Regions from separate parts of the Homo sapiens genome. Here region 2 is linked to region 1. Evidence: chromatin loops called from intact Hi-C (ENCODE). Cell type or tissue: ascending aorta. All regions are shown on one strand.

What was found. A loop is a pair of places that touch in the nucleus more often than their neighbours do. Peaks named below come from ENCODE experiments on the same cell type or tissue, not always from the same donor. Only the 100,000 strongest peaks of a DNase experiment are listed, where the experiment ranks them.
Region 2: a loop joins it to region 1, with 5 times the contacts of the local background. A loop is called at or near these places in 10 of 110 quality-filtered maps.

The regions. Positions count from the first base shown.
Region 1 is chrX:115,232,581-115,235,080 of GRCh38, reverse strand. LRCH2 (leucine rich repeats and calponin homology domain containing 2) reads left to right here and starts at 985. Exons shown (of 21, transcript NM_020871.4): 1 at 985-1,388. The coding sequence starts at 1,040. In ascending aorta, no CTCF peak of the experiment used is centred here; DNase peaks (open chromatin) are centred at 1,040 and 1,360; H3K4me3 peaks cover 1,824 bases; H3K27ac peaks cover 1,678 bases.
Region 2 is chrX:115,689,359-115,691,858 of GRCh38, reverse strand. No RefSeq gene overlaps it. Among named protein-coding and RNA genes, the nearest start is that of PLS3-AS1, 130 kb to the right of the region's middle. RefSeq lists an enhancer at 1,436-2,190. In ascending aorta, a CTCF peak has its summit at 1,044 (motif pointing right); a DNase peak (open chromatin) is centred at 1,078; H3K4me3 peaks cover 897 bases; H3K27ac peaks cover 1,834 bases.

The DNA of each region.
Region 1 (2,500 bases):
AGGGTAGTGGGTAAAGGGATGGCAGTGGCCTAAATGGTTGGGTGATAAACTCGGCTAGATAGTCTGGGGTTAAATTATGGAGGCCTGGAATGCCAGATAAAGGACTTTGAACTTTCTTCTCTATGTCTTCTACATTAAAAATATCTTCAGGTTCTGAGAATGAACTCCTAAAATTCAAGATCGATTGGCTTCATAATACCCAGGGTTAAATCTTCAGAATTCCATCTAAAAACAAAACCTGTATTTCAGAAATAACTTAAGATTGTTTGATGATCAAAGAGATTTTCATCAGGCAGTACTGACACGATGAGAAGAAACTAGAGGTATTTTGGAGATCTTGGCACAACTTCAAAGAGTGATAGAACAGAATGTGGATAACTCTTCCAAGTTTTGGAAGGCAACAGTCTGGCTGAGACTTACATACATTGAAACGAGAGGCTTCCTTGAAAACATTTTACAAATCTTTTCCTATTATAGAATTCTAAACTATGGAGAAATTCATATATGCCCCAAACTCAACACTGCACTCATTTCCCTCCCCAAGTGACTCCCCAGCGTTTCTCTAACACTGGTAAAGGATTCCTGAGGCATTTGCAGTAAGCTTCTCAATAAGCTGCCCCATAGCCCTTCTAAGTGCTGTTTCTGTATATTCTGAAACGAATCCCTTTCATCCCTAGCTCATATATTTGTTTCTGTTTTGCAGAACGGAAACAGTGAAGCAACTTAGAGAGTTGGGGACATACAGCCCAGATGACCTATAGTTCGCCTGGTGTCGTTTCGCAAGACTTTGGTACCCAAAGCAGCAGAACCGGGATTTAGCATCCTTCTTATCATACATTTCTTAAAGCAAGCGTTCTGCACTTTCAAACATCATCTTTTCTCTATCCAACACCTCCTCCCAGCCCGCCCCCTGGTTCCTTCCCACTCTCTACCTCGCCCCCCACCCCCCGCCCCCAGTCTGCGCATGCGTCCTAAGAACCCCTTACACTCGCGGCACAGGCTGACAGTATTGTCGGGGGCTATTCTCTCTCCCAGGAACATGGCGGCGAGTCAGGGAGGAGGCGGTAACAGTGGGGGCGGCGGTTGTGGTGGAGGTGGAAGTAGCGGTGGCTGTGGCACGGCTGGAGGGGGAGGTGGCGGGGCTGGAGGGGGAGGCGGCGGCGGCGGCGGGACCCTGGTGGTCCCCATCCCGGTACCGACTCTTTTCGGTCAGCCGTTCCCCAACGGGCCGCCGTGGAACCCGGGGAGCCTGCAGCCTCAGCACACCGTGAGGAGCCTGGACCGGGCCCTGGAAGAGGCGGGCAGCTCCGGCATCCTGAGCCTCAGTGGTCGGAAACTCCGAGACTTCCCGGGCAGCGGCTACGACCTGACGGACACCACCCAAGCAGGTGACAGGACGGGGGGAGGGGAAGCTGGCTGTGAAGGAGGAGGTGCGGGGAGTGGGTGGCTGCGTGGCTGCGTTGTTGGACTCTGCGGGTCTGGGCGGGTGCGCGGGGACCGCCAGACTAACAAAGTCGGGGCAGCCCGTTCTCCTGAACGTGAGGGGCGAATCAAGCAATAGGGGAGGGGAGGAATGCTGCCTGAAGGATGTATAGAAACTGGTAGGATGTTAGGGGTGAAAGAGCATCATTGTTAAAGCAAGTTTCCCCAGTTTGGGTGGGAGGGAGTCATTGACACCTTCCTTAATGCACTTCTTTCAACTCTCCTGGATCTTCCCGTCTTTCCCGGAAAACCAAACCCAACCAAACTAAACGAAACACAAAAATCATAATCTCTACATATTCCTTAAAGGCATACGTGCCTGAAAGAATGGCATATCCTTTTTCAGAGTACAGCAGCAGGATTGCCATGGTTTTTCTGTGTGGTTTAATCATCCTACGATATTCTTGGCTTCTTTCTTGTCACGTATGCCTTTAAAGACTGAGATTTTTCATTTTCCTGGTGTTGAGAAGGTAGTGGTGGTTAAATTAGTATTTGCTGCAGTGGTAAATTAAATCATCAATCACTTACATGTCTGCTTACTAGAAGAAAGCTAATCCTTGTTTTGAGTTATCTTAGAGTCTTAATTTTTATAGTAGAAAGCCAACAATTTTAAGGGTATTTTTGAGAAAAAATTATCTCCATTCTTTATGGAGTTGTGGATTAAAGGTTTATCACTTTGGGTGAGAAATTGGCTATTGTAATGTTCTTCATATACTCTCTGGTAGTCTTTGTTGTGGCTGGCATTTTTTGTTAGGGACACACTCTCTTATAAACCAATGCTGGATTATTTTAGATATGTCTTGATTTGATGAAAGGTTTTTTTTTACTTTTTATAATCTTTAAATTTGTTATTTATTTCTGTTTTCATCTGCTTTGCTGAAATAAATCTGGACAAAATTATTTTAATAGATGTCGTCATTTTGAAACAATATAGTAAGTAAATTCACCCATAATGAGGAGTAGTAAAATACCACTTATTTTCAAAACAAGACAATTTCAGATGTATTCAGTTTTTAGA
Region 2 (2,500 bases), 460 kb before region 1:
CCTCCAACTCCCCTTCTCTGTGCCTGTCCAGTTTCTTTTTTTCTTTTCTTTTCTCTTCGTTTCTTTCTTTTTTTTTTTTTTTTTTTGAGATGGAGTCTTGCTCTGTCACCCAGTCTGGAGTGCAGTGGCGTGATCTCGGCTCACTGCAACCTCTGCCTCCCAGGTTCAAGCAATTCTCATGCCTCAGCCTCCCGAGTAGCTGGGATTACAGGTGCCACCACCACACCTGGCTAATTTTTGTATTTTTAGTAGGGACAAGGTTTCACCACGTTGGCCAGGCTGGTCTCGAACTCCTGACCTCAAGTGATCCACCCACCTCAGCCTCCCAAAGTGCTAGGATTACAGGTGTGAGCCACCACACCCGGCCACCTGTCCAGTTTCAAGGTCAGTAAAGGCAAGCTCAGTATACTCCAATTCTTTTCTCAGCTAGAGGCCAGGACCATCCTGACCTGGTTTATAATTTGCTCCTGTTCTCTCCAATTTAGCTCCTGTTCAGAGCCCTGAGGATTAGTTTCCCTCATGGCCCCAGCTCCTGGCCTGCTGACACATTTTGATCTTCCTAGCCCTAAGCTCAGTCATCAAGCTCACCTCTCTGGGCCCTGCATCCCCTGGAACTCCACAATTATCTCTGGCCCTCTGGAACACAAACCCTAACCACTCCAAATTCAGCTGCACCTTTGCAGGGTGTAGTGGAAACCCAGGCTGGCAAGGACTGTTCCTAAAATCCACATTCTCACCTGTTGTGCTCCCAGAATCCTGCTGCCTAAATATATCCCCTCCTGGTTTCAGAACAGAGACTCACAAACATATATAGATAGGGTCAAAGTGACCTCAGCTTCAAGGTCAAATCAGTCCTTCCCAAATGAAGACTTTGTTTTCCCACAAAAGACAGACTGTTTCCCAAAAGTTTAAAGGATTCCTTGCATCTTGAAATAGCTGAGGCTTTGTTCGTATTTCATGGAAGCCCAAGGAGTGCGGTGTACCTGCTGCGCTCCTTGAACACTGGGTTCAATTTTAAATAAGCTAGTAGCACTTTGCAATTTGGCCACTAGATGGCAGGACCTCTTCACCATGAGTATAACATGACGCTGACTCAGAAAACCCCCAAGTAGTTAACACCAGCCAGCCAAACAAAGCAAAAACAACAGCCAGCCAGACAAAGCAAAAGGAATGTACCAAGTTTGGTGAAAGATCCTCTTCATGTATGAATCTTTTCAAATTTGTTCTTATTTTGATAATGATGTTAGCAAATACAATTATGATTATCTAACTTGTTTCCATAGTGATATCTGTCCTTATTATACCTTCTCTCCACACTTAAGTCTTCTAAGGAAAACCACTCTAATCAGGAAAGAAATCTGAGACTTTTTATGGAAATACAGGGAAAATACAGAGACTCCATTTTTACAGGAAAATGTTTTTCAAAGGAAGTCTCTAGGAATCCTCAGCAAGCTTCCCGAACACAGGTCATTTCAAACAGAAGAAGTAATCCAAACTTCATTTAGGGCAATTACTCACAGTTAAACCTTTACAATAATTAATTTCATGCTAAGTACTTTGAACTCCTTCCAGGAGTGAAGTGGGTATACTGCAAAATTATTTTCCTCTTTTGAGAAGACAAAGTCAGAAAAGACAAAGTAGAGAGGAGGAGACTAGTTTTGGGCATGTAAGTAGGGGTGAAAATTCCAGTGTATTTTCTCATTGCTCTCCACGCGAACAATCTGGAGATGAAGTCAGTTGTTTCCAGAGTCAAATACCAGGAACATCTCGGCAGTGAAACAAGCGGGATTTGTTGTTCACTGAAGGAACCATGGAGCACCTCCAGAAAAGGGTGTTAGAAAGGATTTATTTTAAGATTTGAGTTTGTATTAGGTGGTTTTAGAGAGGATATAAGGAATTAGTGCTATGCTCTGAATTGGATGCTATGAGGGAGTGAGGGTAATTCTATTATTGGGAATCCTAGTAAGTTTATCTAGGATGAGGCAAGAATACAGAGTGAGGCTAACGCTGTAATTTGTTTAAAAAAACAAAAGCAGCTGGGCATGGTGGCTCACTCTTGTAATCCCAGCACTTTGGGAGGCCAAGGCTGGAGGATTGCTTGAGGCCAGGAGTTCGAGACCAGCCTGAGCAACATAGCAAGATCCTGTCTCTACAAAAACTAAAAATAAAGCTGGGCGTGGTGGCTCACACCTGTAATCCCAACACTTTGGGAGGCCGAGGCAGGCAGATCACCTGAGGTCAGGAGTTCGACACCAGTCTGGCCAACATGGTGAAACCCCGTCTCTATTAAAAATACAAAAACTAGCTGGGCATGGTGGCACACACCTGTAATCCCAGCTACTCGGGAGGCTGAGGCAGGAGACTCGCTTGAACCTGGGAGGCGGAGGTTGCAGTGAGCTGAGATCAAACCATTGCACTCCAGCCTGGGCAACAGAGCAAGACTCCATCTCAAAAAAATACATAAATAAAAATAAAAATAAAATAGTCAGATGTGCTGGCG